Linked DNA regions of Homo sapiens: region 1 is linked to region 2. The links are chromatin loops, found by intact Hi-C in ENCODE. Cell type or tissue: heart left ventricle. All regions are shown on one strand.

Region 1 (8,000 bases), 320 kb before region 2:
TCTAAAGGGACTATTTACAAAGGTGTGCTTGAGATTTAAAGAATCTGAAGATAGTGCTATAACCCAGGGTAGCAATTGCAAAGCCATTACCACTCCTAAGCCTAAGGGCCGAGGGGAGGAAGCAGTTGTTAAAACCCAGAGGGAGAGAGAAGCATAGAAAGGAGGCCACCAAGGGAAACAGTGTCCTTTGGTTGAAGGACACAGGTGACCACCCTGGGAGGAAGTGAGCGGAGTAAACACCCCCACCCTCTCTCTGATTCCAGCTGGAGCACCCATTGGCCAAACCCAACAAGAAGCGCAAGAATGGGTGAGCCTGGCCATACAGGTCAGTTTCTGGGGCAGAAAGCGGGGTGGAAAAAGGTGACAGTGGGTCTGGAGGGACAGAAAGACACCTGGTACGAGCATGTTACATTTGTTGGGGACAAAGTTAAAATCCTGCCTGTCATTTCAATGAAGCGACTACAACAATATTCAGGATGGCAGATATTTAAGAGCAGCATCTAGAAACAATGATTAAAAGGGTTCAGTCGGCTACAAGTCCAATATTCAGCCATTCATTCATTTACTCAGCAAATGCAGGGAATGCACACTGTGTGTCCAGACCTGCACTAAGCATGACAATACAAAAATAAACAGAACAAGAATGTATCCTGAGCAGAGGACATACTGGCATACAGTCGGTGCTCAGTGAATATATGTGGAACATGTGAATGAATCAACTTCATCGTAATGGACTGTCTTCATAGTCCAATATGGACATAAGATGATTTGGTGGCAGCAGTGACTAGGGGAGGGGAGGCGGAGGGCAGGGACAGGTAGTATCAGACCCAGTCACAATGCTTGTTGAAGTGGTGGTAAGGGGATTGGGAGACTCTCTTCTAGACAGAAATGCGGGGCATGTCCAGGGCCCTGGCTCCCTCAGGTCCCATGTGCAAAAAGAAGCATGACATCCAAAAGCTCGATGGTTTCCCAAATGCCCAGGGAAGCCCCAAGTGCGAAGGCTGGCAGGGAGGTCAAGCCAGGTGAGTGGCGGCAGCCAGTCTCCCCTCAGCTGCCATGGCCGGTGGGCCCGGAGCACAGGGAGGGCAGGCACCAGGCTTGTGCAAACTCCAGCTCTCAGGCAGGTGTGATCCTGTTGTACCGTGTAGGGAGGGGTCCCTGAAAACTGTCAGTCTGAAGGCCCTGGAGGGGAGGTGTGGACTTCCGCATGGGTGATTCCCAAGCCCAGCAACAGAGCAGAGCAGGGTGTGGTCCAGGGAGTGTCAGGGTCAGATTCTGGGTCACCATCACCACCCCAGGAAAAGAGAAATCCAAATAGCAAAAATAAAGAAGAAATGGGCAATTTTAGCTGATGGGGGGCAAATGGAGGTTTCTTGGGGGAAGACAAAGAGGCTGTCTTCAGACCTCCAAACCGAGTCTGAAGGCCAGCTGGGGCAATCGCTGGGGCAATCGCTGGGGCAATCGCTAAATCTGCCTGCTTGGAAGCAGCATCAGCATCCGAGAGCTACCGTGCCTCCAGCCCAGGTCTGAGGTGTGAAGGCCTCCTGAAGCCCTGAGAGCCACTTTTGGGAAACCTCTCCAAATCCTGCACATGCTGCAAGACATGATTAAAACCCAGCCCAGCCATCTACAGGTTTTATGATTTGGGGCAAGTCAGTAAATGTCTCTGAGCCTCAAAGTCTGCAAATATCTAATGGGAGTAATCCAACTTCCCAGGGTTATTGTGAGGATCAGATGAACTCGTTATGGTAAAATACTTAGCACAGTACCTGGCACAGATTAGAGACCCAAGGGCTAATGCCTTTCTCCTCCTCCTTCACCTACTGCTTGATGCTTTGCAGAAAGCAGTGGTTCCGAAAGCAAATGGGGCTTTAAGAGTGAGGGTGGGACAACAAGACCATCTCTGTGGCCTAGAAGAGGCCGCATCATGGGGACTAGCGTCCTCCCAGTTCTGCCAGTTGTTCTTCCTGTCTTTGAAGTTCCCCAGGGACCACGGTGAGCCTATCCAGGCAAGAAAGCCCAGGCAGACTGGGCTCAGTGGCTCACACTTGTAATTCCAGTGTTTCGGAAGGCCAAGGCAGGGGGATCACTGAAGCCCAGGAGTTCGAGGCCAGCCTGGGCAACATAGGGAGACCGCTGTCTCTACAAAAAAAAAAAAATTAAAAAATTAGCTGGGCATGATGGTACACGCCTGTAGTCCCAGCTACTTGGGAGGCTGAAGTGGGAGGATCATTTGAGCCTGGGAGGTGGAGGCTGCAGTGAGCCATGGTCATGCCCCTATACTCCAGCCTAGGCGACAGAGCAAGGCCCTGTCGAAAGAAAGAAAGAAGAAAGAGAGAAACAGGTAGGGAGGGAAGGAGAGAAAGAAGGAGAGAAAGAGGGAGAGAGAGAAAGAAAGAGAGAGAGAAGGAGAGAGAGAGGAAGGAAGGAAGGAAGGAAGGAAGAAGGAAGGAAGGAAGGAAGGAAGGAAGCAAGCAAGCAAGCAAGCAAGCAAGCAAGCAAGCAAGCAAGGAAGGCCGGCCCAGACAGCGCCCTCAGCTGGTGGAGGTTTGCAGAGTTCCAGGGCTCAGCTACCAGCTTCTGGTCCCTACCTGACTCAGGGCTGCTGGGGACTGAGGAGCATCTCCTTGGCCGTCGAATGCATGTACCTGGAGAGCTTTTGCTTTTCATTTTCCTCCGGCCCTCTTAGCACGTCTCCACGCCACTGTCGAGCTGGATGCATCTGCCAAATGTAAATCCTCCGGGTTGTCTGAGTGAACAAGCATTCCAAAGGGGAAGCTCCTAGAATTCCTGGGCCCTGGTTGCCCTCAGAGCTCATCTAGACCAGAGAACGCTTTCAGAGGAACAGCCCTCTCTAAGAAGGCAATTAAAGCTCCACTCTTCCCCTCCAGAACTGCATAATTATACCTTGTACAAACACACACACACACAAAATTCTTAAAATTTCAAGTGTTTCACAGAATTCCCAGCCATGGATCCATAGATCTCAAGTTAAGAACCCTGGATTCACCTAACCCCCTCAGGTTGCAGATGTAGGAGCTGAGGCCCAGAGAGGGGAAAGGACTTGGATGGCCAAGATCACACAGGAGTTAGTGGCAGAGCCAGGGGAATATTTTCAAGCTGCCTCTGATACCTCTCTTGGGCTTCTTGATGCTCCTTTCAGTGTGAGAGCATGAGGAATAGGAGAAGGAGCCTGAAAGCCCTATAATCCTGACAGGCAGCACTCTGGCCGAAGGTGGGATCATTTGCGTAAAAGCTCACATTTGCCTAAACCTGGAGAAATAATAGCAGGGTTTCTCTCCAGCTGCCAGGGCCCTTTCTCACCACCAGGTGGCGCTTGCATCATGCATTAGACTGGAGTTACAGCCAGAAAGCACTTGAAAATAGGGGAGATCTCAGTTCGTCTCCTGATTACAGATGGGGAAACTGAGTCCAAGAGAAAGCAAAGGACTTCTTGAGTTATCCTGGACAATTATCTTCCTTGTCCATGATCCTGTTTCCCTTGTCCAACCACAAGTAAGGCATTTAGACTAGAATCAGTTTCCAACAATGGAACTTTGGGTGTAGCGGAAGTTGCTTGGGGAGGTTTCTTGGGGAAGACACAGAGGCTGTCTTCAGGCCTCCGAGTGAGCAGAGCCTCTGAGCCCCTCACTCTGTGCTGCCACGAGCCCAGCCCCATTTTACCTGTTTGACACACTAAGCTTCAATGTATAATTTCATTCAAACAAAGGGTTATGTGCCTAAAATACTTTGAAAATCCCTGATCAGGAATTCCACACAACTCTACTCTAGGTATCTTTGTGGCTTCAAACACTCAAGTGTTTCCAAACTGGCAAAGGCACATGGTGCTGATAAGAGGAGAGAGGCTGGAGAGACCCCCAGCCAGGAGGGCAGAGCTGGGATTCAAGCCCAGCTGGGATTCAAGCACATCTGACTTCAGATGCGGGCTCCTTCACAGCGTCAGCCATGCACAATAATGGAGCACCTACGTTGCACCAGGGATTAGCCCTGTGTATGTTCAGTGCAGTCACATCTGTTATTTAATCTGCCTCTCCCAACTTTGTCACTGTGTGTAAGGATTACCTCCCCATTTTACAGATGAGAAAACTGAGGCTCAAATGATCTGTTTAAGAGAGAAAAATGAACCAGATTTTCTCACAGATAAGATTATCTTGGTCTTCCAGTCTCTCCAGGGGAATCTAGAAATAAGCAGGAAAACTATGGGTACCCCCAGAGCACCCCTGACCCAGGCCTCTCCTTGTGGTCCACTCACTGCCTCTGTCTCTTGGGTACACATCTCCATCCCTTCATTCATACTCAGCTCCTCCCTCCCTCTTTCCCACTATAGACTCCCTGGACATCCCCAGCCTGATCTCCTTGACACCAGTCAACCTTCCACAGACCCCAGGAAGCCTGACACCTGGATTAGGCAGGAGGCTGCCTGGGACCCAAACCCCTCCCCAATTCACCATGTCTGCAAGCTCACCACTAAGAGTGTCAATATTTGGGGCTGAAGACTTTTCCCATGGTAAAACTAAAACCTCTGGGAAGCCACATATTTTAATCTAAAATTAGACATTTGAATCCCAGAGCGAGTGAGTATCTGATCTTTTCCAGAGAGCAAGGAGAGAAGAAAAAAATTACACAAAGTCTGGGAATTGCGGCTTACACCTTCAATCCCAGTACTTTGGGAGATGAGGTGGGAGGATTGCTTGAGCCCAGGAGCTTGAGACCAGCCTGGGCAACATAGTGAGACCCCATCTCTACAAAAAAATTTTTGAAGAATATCCTGGCATGGTGGCCTACACCTGTAGTCTCAGCCACTCGGGAAGCTGAAGTGGGTGGATCACCTGAGCCCAGGAATTTGAGGTAGCAGTGAGCTATAATCATGCTACTGCACTCCAGCCTGGACAACAGAGCAAGACCTTGTCTCTGAAAAAGAAGGAAGGAAAGAAAGAAAAGAAAGAAAGAGAGAGAGAGAAAGGAAGGAAGGAAGGAAAGAAAGGAAGAGGGAGGAAGGGAGGGAGGGAGAAAAAGAAAGAAAGAAAGAAAAGAAAGAGAGAAAGAAAGGGAAGAAAGAAAGAGAAAGGAAGGAAGGGGAGGGAGGGAGGAAAAGAAAGAAAGAAAGAAAGAAAGAAAGAAAGAAAGAAAGAGAAAGAAAGGAAGGAAGGAAGAAAGAAAGAAAGAAAGAGAAAGAAAGGAAGGAAGGAAGAAAGAAAGAAAGAAAGAGAAAGAAAGGAAGGAAGGAAGAAAAGACAGAAAGAGGAAGGGAGGGAGGGAAGGAGGGAGGGAGGAAGGGAGGAAGGAAGGAAGGAAGGAATGGAGGGAGCGAGGGAGGGAGGGAGGGAAAAAGAAAAGCAAAGAAAAATTACATGAAGATTCCCGGAAGTCAGAGGGGCGGAGGCTGAAGGGAGGCAGTGTGCACAGTGCGGATGCCATGGGCACCAAGGATTGTCATCATTTACCCATGGGGCTCTCTCCCCCAAGACTCCCACATTCTTAAATGTGTGTGTTCAAGGCCAGCCCCCAAGCTGGGTACAGCTAAAGAGATTCACCAGGTAAAGTTCTTGCCCTTGGGGAAGGCAGAAACGAATACACACAATACCACGTGAGCGAGCAATGAGAGAGTTGCCTCGTTGTCGTGTGGGAGCCCAGAGCTGAGGACACTATCCTCTACCAGGGAGTCAGGGAAGACCCAAGGAAGTGACAGTGGCCTAGAATCAGAAAGGGTGAGCTTGGGCAGTTCCAGTTTCTTTGGAAACTGAAGCTTACTCAGTGGTGTGCACGTGTGCGTGTGTGCACGTGCGCTGGCAAGAGGAAGTAGAAGCCTCTCTAAACAAAAGGATACAAAACCAAAATCGAGTACAAAATCTAATATTAATTTAGAATGAGAAAAGAAATCAGAACAAATTACTTTTTTTTTTTTTTTGAGACAGAGTCTCACTCTGTCGCCCAGGCTGGAATGCAATGGTGTGATCTTGGCTCACTGCAGCCTCCGCCTCTCGGGTTCAAGCAATTCTCCTGCCCCAGCCTCTGAGGAGCTGGGATTACAGGTGCTGACCACCATGCCCAGGTAATTTTTCTGTATTTTTAGTAGACACATGGTTTCACCATGTTGGCCAAGCTGGCTTCGAACTCCTGACTTCAAGTGATCCGCCTGCCTCGGCCTCCCAAAGTGCTGGGATTACAGGCGTAAGCCACTGTGCCCGGCCCAAATTACAATTTTTAAAACTGAAAATATTACCAAGCTCAAGAAAGTCAGAAAAATAACGTTTTTATTAATATTCCTGAATTGCCTCTAAAATGCTTTTCTACAATATGTATTTTTGTTTGTTTAATCTTTGATAGCCTCTGATATGATAATAATTTGTAATGCCACCTTTTCTTGTAAATACAACATTAAAATAAGTCTTTCATTTCACAGGTAGATCAGTAAAAAATATTTATTGATAATTTCACAATTTATTATTTGTAGAAACAATTTTTAGGATTGTTATCAATTTGGGAAAACCTCAAATCAAGGATCAAGGATCTTTTATATAAAAACTGCAAGATTTCAAGGCATTTCAGGTTTCTTTTGCAATAATTTCTCTTTAAATTGATGGCACTCACTAAACACCTGGTCACCAATGTACTTGTGGTAGCAGCATATTGTAGGTTTCATGTTATCTTTGTCAATGTTGATTCATTCCAAATCAGCAAGAAATATAAATCTTTTATAAATATATTCATATGATTTTCTCCTCTTCATTAATTGGATAAGCAAACCATCCAAGAACCAACCCATTACTTATATTTAAAGTTCATCTCCTCTTAATAAATTATATACAATATGTGTGTAATTCACTCCTTGATGACAGAATAATTTTGTTGCTTATCTTTATAGCTTTTGTTTCAAATTTCATTAATTTGTATTTGAATATTCTCTCAGTTCTTTAATAAACTAAAGATATCCAAAAAAAGGTTTCCATCAAGTATGTCCTAACCAGGAGTCTGTGATTTCTCTCTTGTTTTACAGAAACATTCCAACATGTCTTCCCAAACTGTAGTTATAATGACATGTTTGAGCTTATTCACCTTTTTTAAATGAAGTTTTTGTATCTTGTACTTGAATTTCTCTTCTATCTTTAAAAAAAGAAAATGTGTTTAGGCTCCTTAAAATACCATGAGCCCACGTGGCAAGGCTTGACCTGTGCATTTTGGGTTCTAGCCAAGGAGAACTTGAGTTGGGGGAACATTTAGCTTGTGTTAGTGAGGTTCACCATCAATTCGATTTAGAGTTAAGTTATTGTGAGCCTTTTCGAGTGTAGGAGGGGCTTCCAGGAATACTCTCTCCACACCCTGCTCCTTGCCAGACCGCTGGTGCCAGGGCCCTGAAGGGCTAGGCCAGCCATTGTACCACAGTATGAATGTTACTGACTCCTCCAGTGCCACAGACATGACAGCAGGTGTGACGAAGGGGACGATGGAGTAGAAAGAGCCAGTGGGCATAGCCAACTGTAGTCAAAATACAGTATCTTACTTTAGCACTTTTTTTTAAATTTTAAAAATTAATGTCTTTGGGAGGCTGAGGTGGAAGGATCACCTGAGGTCAGGAGTTCAACACCAGCCTGACCAAGATGGCGCAACCTTGTCTCTATTAAAAATACAAAATTAGCTGGGCATGGTGGCACATGCCTATAATCCCAGCTACTTGGGAGGCTGAGGCAGGAGAATTGCTTGACCCAGAAGTGTGTGAGGTTGCAGTGAACCGAGATCAGGCCATTGCAGTCCAGCCTGGGTGACGGAGCGAAACTCCATCTCAAAAAACAAAACAACAAAAAAAAATTAATGCCAAATGAACACATTGTTAAAGCCTCTCCTGGGCCTTGGGCTGTGCACTGACATTTCCTTAGCTTCCTATATATTTACCTCTGAAGGTAAGAAGGGTAAGCCACAGAGAGAAAAGGGAATTCCAAGCAAAGGCAACGAGCATGAGCAAAAACACAGTGGCCACTCAT
Region 2 (8,000 bases):
TGTTCAGATTCCCTGATTGTCTCATACATGTTTCTTTATGACTGGTTCAAATCAAGATGGAAACAAAGTCCACACATTTCATTCCATTAAGGTATCTCTGTCTCTTTTTTTGCCATTTACTTGTTGAAGAAACTGGACTGCATTAAATTAGCACACTGTCTTAAAGTGTTCATTTATAGATTAATTGAACATAACATCTTCAAATATGAGTTCCATGGGAGAATAAAATGTATTTGACGTTGTATATCTTTGCATTTTTTAGTACAAATAGTAATAAGTCACTACTCAACATAATGAATCATCAGCCAAAATAAGAAAAAATATCCATTAAGATTAAGCTTGTTCCTTTCAGCCGGAACCGCCATCTTCCAGTAATTCGCCAAAATGACGAACACAAAGGGAAAGAGGAGAGGCACCCAATATATGTTCTCTAGGCCTTTTAGAAAACATGGAGTTGTTGCTTTGGCCACGTATATGCAAATCTATAAGAAAGGTGATATTGTAGACATCAAGGGAATGGGTACTGTTCAAAAAGGAATGCCCCACAAGTGTTACCATGGCAAAACTGGAAGAGTCTATAATGTCCCCCAGCATGCTGTTGGCATTGTTGTAAACACACAAGTTAAGGGCAAGATTCTTGCCAAGAGAATTAATGTGCGTATTGAGCACATTAAGCACTCTAAAAGCTGAGATAGTTTCCTGAAACACATGAAGGAAAATGATCAGAAAAAGAAGGAAGCCAAATAGAAAGGTACCTGGGTTCAACAGAAGCACCAGCCTGCTCCACCCAGAGAAGCACACTTTGTGAGAACCAATGCGAAGGAGCCTGAGCTGCTGGAACCTATTCCCTATGAATTCATGGCATAACAGGTGTTAATAAATAAATAAAAGACCTCTGGGCTGTAAAAAAAAAAAAAAAAAAAGATTAAGCTTGTTAAAATGCTACTTCTGAAGGCTCAGTGATCCTAATTTCCTCACTTGACCTTAATTTAGGACTGCATCAAAAAAAACTATTGTTTCTCATAGACTTTTTGGGAATGAAGATGATGACAATTACTTAATATAAGGTATAATAAAATAATAAATAATAAAATTTAAAATCAAAATTACCTCCCAACTGGAATACTGATTGTATTAGTTTCCCAGGACTGCCAAACATAAATTTATTATTTTACAGTTCTAGAGGCTAGACATCCCATATAAAGGTGTTGGTAGGTTTGGTTCCTTCTGTGGACTGTGAGGAAGAATCTGTGCCATTCCTCTCCCCTAGCTTCTGGTGGTTTGCTGGCAATCTTTGGCGTTCCTTAGCTTGCAGGAGCATTTGGTGTTCCTTAGCTTGTAGAAGCATTACCCCAGTTTCTGCCTTCGTCTGCACATGGCTTTCTCCCAGGTTTCCAGATGTTGGTGTCTGGGTTTGTGTGTCTTTTTCCAAATTTCCCCCTTTTTAATAAAGATACCAGTTAAAATGGATTAGGAGGCCACCTTACTCTAGTATGACCTCATCTTAACTAATTACATCTGCAACAGAGCTTTTTCCAAATAAGATCTCATTCTGAGGCTCTGAGGGTTAGGACTTTAACATATGAATTTTTGGGGGACAAAAGTAACCCCGCTCTTCTATTTTAAATTAATGTATAACATTTTCATTGACCTTTCATCAATTTACCAATTTGCTTTTTTTCCCACCTGGTTTACTTCTCTGGAAAAAATCCGGGCCGGGCACAGTGGCTTATGCCTGTAATTCCAGCACTTTGGAAGGCCAAGGCAGGCAGATCACAAGGTCAGGAGTTCGAGGTCATCCTGGCCAACATGGTGAAACTCCGTCTACACTAAAATACAAAAAGCTAGCCGGGTGTGGTGGTGCGGGCCTGTAGTCCCAGCTACACAGGAGGCTGAGGCAGGGGAATCGCTTGAACCCGGGAGGCAGAGGTTGCAGTGAGCCAAGATCGCACCACTGCACTCCAGCCTGGCAACAGAACGAGACTCTGTCTCAGCAAAAAAATAAATAAATAAATAAATAAATTTACCTCACCTCACATCACGTAGAGATTAATTATGCATCTGTAATAATGGGGGTGTCTGGGTATCTTCATTTCTGATGCTGAAATTTTTTAATATCTTTCTAACAAGGTCTGAAATTGTATTTCGAATTGATGAGCTAACATATAGTAATTGTGGAGAACATTTGAGAATTGCTGGGAATGACTAAAAATATTTAGGACGAGGAAAAAACTTGCAGCTGTCAACATATAATAGTTTTGCTCAAAGAAAGTGAGCTTCTGGCCAGGCGTGGTGGCTCACACCTGTAATCCCAGCACTTTGAGAGGCCAAGACAGGTGGATGACAAGGTTAGGAGTTCAAGACCAGCCTGACAAACATGGTGAAACCCCATCTCTACTAAAATACAAAAATTAGCTGGGTGTGGTGATGTGCGCCTGTAGTCCCAGCTGCTCAGGAGGTTGAGGCAGGAGAATCGCTTGAACCCGGGAGGTGGAGGTTGCAGTGAGCCAAGACTGAGCCACTGCACTCCAACCTGGGTGACAAAGCGAGACTCTGTTTCAAAAAAAGAAAAAAAAAAAAAGAAAAGAAAAAAGGGTATCTACATAGAAGCACTCAGAAAAAAAAAAAAGGATAAAAAAGTTCTAAGACCCTGTTCACAATAACCACCATATTCGTTCATCACTAAAGCAATCTTAATAGTGGTTTAAAAATATACAGAATTGTTCTCCAAACTAATCTTCAATATCACATAATATTAAGTAAAAAATAAACATTTCAAACGTTTTAACAGATTACTTCAGCAATATTATGAACTCTACAATTTCATGAATTTTAATGTCTTCTTATCCCCTAACCTTTGGCGTTCGGCTGCCCTTTAAACAGGCCACTCAGCAACAAATACTTTTATAGGGCAGATAGCCTTTAAGTGTGTAATTTACAAGATGAAATTTACTGGTTTCATTGTTCTTTTTTTTTTTTTTTTTTTTTTGAGACGGAGTCCTGCCCTGTCGCCCATGTTGGAGTGCAATGGCCGGATCTCAGCTCACTGCAACCTCCACCTCCTGGGTTCAAGCGATTCTCCTGCCACAGCCTCCGATTCTCCTGCCTCAGCCTCCCGAGCAGCTGAGACTACAGGCACGCGCCACCACGCCCAACTAATTTTTGTATTTTTAGTAGAGACGGGGTGGGGGACAGGGGGTGGGGTGGTCTCACCATATTGGCCAGGCTGGTCTCAAACTCCTGATCTCGTGATCCACCCTCCTCGGCCTCCCAAAGTGTTGGGATTACAGGTGTGAGCCACCGTGCCAGGCCCATTGTTCCTTTTTTAAAATAGTATTGGTAGTTTTGTATGTATTGAATTATTTGAAAATAAGACCATCCGGGCTGAAGTCTGTTATTACCGTTGATGACAACTGAAACTGGTGGAATTACTACCGTTGATGAGACCTGAAGTTGGTCAAACGAAAGCAAAACAAACCCGCCCAACGTGGGGCTCGAACCCACGACCCTGGGATTAAGAGTCCCATGCTCTACCGACTGAGCTAGCCGGGCAGTTAGAGAAAAGTGTTGTTCCTAGATCTTTTCAAAGGAATAAGATTGTTTTGATTTGTTCTAAGAATTACATTTCGTATTAAATGATTTTTCTATTTTATATATATATATATATATATATTTTTTTTTTTTGGTAAAGTTTTTCATGACTTTTAAAACTTGTGTTTCATGTCTGATTCTGTGCGCACAAACTTCTGTTGTTTAATAAAAATGTATAAACAGCCCTCTAGTGGTCAGCACCTTTCCGTTTCCTTAAAGGTAAGGCGGGCCAAGGAAGGCGATGCCGACTCCAGCCCGGAGAATAGGAGTGAGTGTAGGGGTGCTTCCAGTTCATCCTAAAGATTCCCGCCGGCAGAGCGCCCACCCCTTGAAGCGCGGGGACCAGAGAGGTTCTCAGCACCCTCGTGGCCCACTGCAAAAGATGGCTGCGGAGAAATGTCCTGCACACTCTCTGGAAACAATTGGAACTGAAAGCCCAGCTGCAGAGCTGGCTGGCCTCTCGGCATCGTGTGACTTAGAGATTTTCGGAATTCTTTTCTTTGGCATGACGGTGGTTCAACTAAGACATACCATGGTGTTTACACGAGAGATTAGAAAGCTAAAGCAGTCTCAGCGAGTAATTGAAAATACCGTAGAGTTTGCTCACACTCAAAACTAAAAAGTGAAAAAATTTATTCCATAGACTGATAGAACCTCAGTGTGGGAAGGGACCATTATTCCAAGCCTCTCCCTACTAAAAAAAAAAATAATAAATAAAGATTTATTCTGTTTTCCAGAATAAGTGATTTCACAGTAGCCAAACAGTCCCAGTTAATGAGGGAAACTACTTTGTAAGAAAAAAACAAAGGCCGGGCGCGGTGGCTCACGCCTATAATCCCAGCATTTTGGGAGACCGAGACGGGCAGATCACGAGGTTAATAGATCGAGACCATCCTGGCCAACATGGTGCAAACCACGTCTCTACTAAAAGTACAATCGGGCGTGGTGGCGCATGCCTGTAACCCCAGCTACTTGGGAGGCTGAGGCAGGAGAATCGCTTGAACGTGGGAGGCCGAGGTTGTAGTGAGCCGAGATCGTGCCATTGCACTCCAGCCTGGCAAGGGTGTAATCCTGTCTCAAAAAAAAAAAAAGCAGGATTAGAAAAGCATACTTTGGCAAATTCATTTATTATTATTATTATTGACATAGAGTCTTGCTCTGTTGCTCAGGCTGAGTGCAATGGGGCGATATCAGCTCACTGCAACCCCCACCTCCAGGTTCAAATGATCACTCCTGTCTCAGCCTCCTGAGTAGCTGAGATTACAGGCGTGCACCACCACGCCTGGCTAATTTTTGTATTTTTAGTAGAAATGTAGTTTCGCCATGTTAGCCAGACTGGCCTCAAACTCCTGACCTCAGGTGATCCACCCGCCTCGGCCTCCCAAAGTGCTGGGATTACAGGAGTAAGCCACCGCATCCAGCAGTGGCAAATCCTTTTAAACAAGGGTTGTCAATTATGGTTAAACCATTACGTTAATTTTATATGTTAATAGTTGGTAGAGAACTGGATATTTACAGGGTCGAAGTAACACCACACAGGTTACTAGATGCAAGGAGGACAATCTCACTGAATGATGGCGGGTTCAGGTTGTTATTACCTTAATCCAGAAATTAATCTGAGTTTTGCTAGTGCTTTACTAATCTTCAACAAGATAGATAGTGTATCTTTAGCAGTGATACAACACAAAATCAATGATAATTATTTATTCTAGTCAAAAAATGTTTTTGATTAATTAGTATCTAAAGGTCCATAGGCCTTTTGATATTAATTCCAGTTTACAGGAAATATAAAGGATAGAGGAACAAGATGAATGACACCATAAGGAGCCAATAACACAAAGTCAGAGGGTGGGAAATTCTCCAGGACAACTAACCTTCAAGAAGTATTATATATTTTTTAATGACTTTTGCTAGTTTTTTTTTTTTTTTTGAGACCGAGTTTTGCTCTTGTGGCCCAGGCTAGAGTGCAGTGGCGCACTCTCGGCTCACTGCAATCTCTGCCTCCCGGGTTCAAGTGATTCTGTTGCCTCAGCCTCAGCCTCCCGAGTAGCTGGGATTACAGGTGCGTGCCACCACACCCAACTAATTTTTGTATTTTTAATGGAGACAGGGTTTCACCATGTTGGCCATGGTCTCGAACTCCTGACCTCAGGTGATCCACCCGCCTCGGCCTCCAAAAGAACCAGGATTACATGTGTGAGCCACAGTGCCTGGTCAACTTTTGCTAGATTAAAAGAGACAAAAGGGCCATAATAGTCAGATGCAATAGGTGATCCTAGATTGGATATGTTCTGGAAAAACTAGTTATAAAGAGATTTTGGAGTCAACTGGAGAAACTTGCATATAGTTTGAATATTGGATGAGATGAAAATTTACTGTAATGGAAAGTGGAGATGTTTGGCTGCAAAAAGCAAGTTATAGAATAAATGTAATCACTCATTTTGGTAAAAAGAATGCCATTTACTAAGATATTAATATTATTATTTGGGTAGTGGGAATCTGAACGTTTTACTTTTTTAATTTTTTGCTTGTCTTTATTTTCAAATTTTCTAAAATGCATATGTATACTTCTGTAATATTAAAAGGGTTATTTTTTAAAAGTACATGAGAAAGAAGAAAGAAAGGAAAGCAAAGATAAAACTTTAAAATGTGGCCAACAATTAGACTTACAGAAATGAGATCTGGGCCAGGCAAGGTGGCTCACCTGTGATCCTACTACTTTGGGAGGCCAAGGTAAGAGGATCACTTGAGCCTACTAGTTCTAGACCAGCCCTAACAACAAAGCAAGACCCCCCACGCCCAGCATGGTGACACACACCTGTAGTCCCAGCTACTTGAGAGGCTGAGGTGGGAGAATCGCTTGGGCCTCCCATCTCAGCCTCTCTTGGGAGGTCAAGACTGCAGTGAGCCTTGGTCACGTCATTGTACTCCAGTGTACTTCAGTGGGTGACAGTAAGAAACCTTGTCTCAAAAAAAAAAAAAAAGAGAGACTCAGAAGTTCTGGATACTTCTTTTGTATAAGTGGACTACAAATCTCATCCGAAGCTTTCTAGCAGTCATGGTGGAAAAGGAAAGCTGATCAGTTACACAATTCATAGGGTCCTCACAATGAAGCCATTTAAACCAAATCAACTCCTTGGTTACTCAGATCAAAAAGCAAGAGGAGTATATAGATCCTGTTATTCAGAAATAAATGCTGCTAAACCTAAGATATCTGGATCCTTGTTCCTTTTGTATGTGTGTGTCTGCGTTTCTTTCTTTTTCTTTTCCTTTTTTTTTTTTTTTTTTTAGACAGAGTCTTACTCTGCTGCCCAGGCTGGAGTGCAGTGGTGTGATCTTGGCTCACTGCAATCTCTGCCTCTTGGGTTCAAGCAATTCTCCTGTCTCAGCCTCCCAAGTAGCTGGGAGCCCAGCTAATTTTTGTATGTTTTTAGTAGAGACGGGATTTCACCATATTGGCCAGTCTGATCTCGAACTCCTGACCTTGTAATCCGCCCGCCTCGGCCTCCCAAAGTGCTGGGATTACAGGCATGAGCCACCACGCCCAGCCTCTTTTTTTTTTTTAATTGTGGCAAAATATACATAACATAAAATTTACCATCTTAACCATTTTTAAGTGCACAGTTCAATGGCGTTAGGTACATTCACATTATTATGTGACCATCACCACTATCTATCACCAGAACTGTTTCATCACCCCAAACTGAAACTGCATGCTTAGCAAACTGTAACTTCACATTGCCCTCTCCCCCCATCAGCTCCTGCAACAACCACTTTTTTTCTTTTTTTTTTTTTTTTTTTTTGAGACAGAGTCTCGCTCTGTCACCCAGGCTGGAGTGCAATGGTGCAATCTCGGCTCACTACAACCTCCACCTCTCGGGTACAAGCAATTCTCCTGCCTCAGCCTCCTAAGTAGCTGGGATTACAGGTGCGCACCACCACGCCTGGCTATTTTTTTTTTTTTTTTTGAGATGGGAGTCTCGCTCTTTCACCCAGGCTGGAGTGCAGTGGTGCGATCTTGACCCACTGCAAGCTCCACCTCCCAAGTTCACGCCATTCTCCTGCCTCAGCCTCCCGAGTAGGTGGGACTACAGGCGCCTGCCACCACGCCCAGCTAATTTTTGTATTTTTAGTAGAGACGGGGTTTCACTGTGTTAGCCAGGATGGTCTCGATCTCCTGACCTCATGATCCGCCCGCCTCGGCCTCCCAAAGTGCTGGGATTACAGGCGTGAGCCACTGTGCCAGGCCGACGCCCGGCTAATTTTTGTATGTAACCACCATTCTACTGTCTCGATGAATTTGACTATTCTAGGTACTCATATGGGTGGACTCATACAATTTTTGTCTTTTTGTGTCAGGCTTATTTTATTTCACATAATGTCTTCAAGGTCCATCCATATGGTAGCAT

Evidence for each region. Peaks named below come from ENCODE experiments on the same cell type or tissue, not always from the same donor. Only the 100,000 strongest peaks of a DNase experiment are listed, where the experiment ranks them.
Region 1: it touches region 2 in a loop (4-fold over the local background); 7 of 110 quality-filtered maps call a loop at or near these places.

The regions. Positions count from the first base shown.
Region 1 is chr15:79,179,897-79,187,896 of GRCh38, reverse strand. No RefSeq gene overlaps it. Among named protein-coding and RNA genes, the nearest start is that of MIR184, 26 kb to the left of the region's middle. In heart left ventricle, CTCF peaks have their summits at 3,115 and 3,325 (motif pointing right); DNase peaks (open chromatin) are centred at 1,058 and 3,316.
Region 2 is chr15:78,856,114-78,864,113 of GRCh38, reverse strand. It overlaps TRK-CTT1-2 (tRNA-Lys (anticodon CTT) 1-2), which reads right to left and starts at 3,552; the gene lies at 3,480-3,552. It overlaps LOC124903535 (a long non-coding RNA gene), which reads right to left and starts at 3,251. Exons shown (of 2, transcript XR_007064727.1): 1 at 3,214-3,251; 2 at 1-1,440. It also overlaps the pseudogene RPL21P116. In heart left ventricle, CTCF peaks have their summits at 3,590 and 3,789 (motif pointing left); DNase peaks (open chromatin) are centred at 3,483 and 3,869; H3K4me3 peaks cover 1,312 bases; H3K27ac peaks cover 471 bases.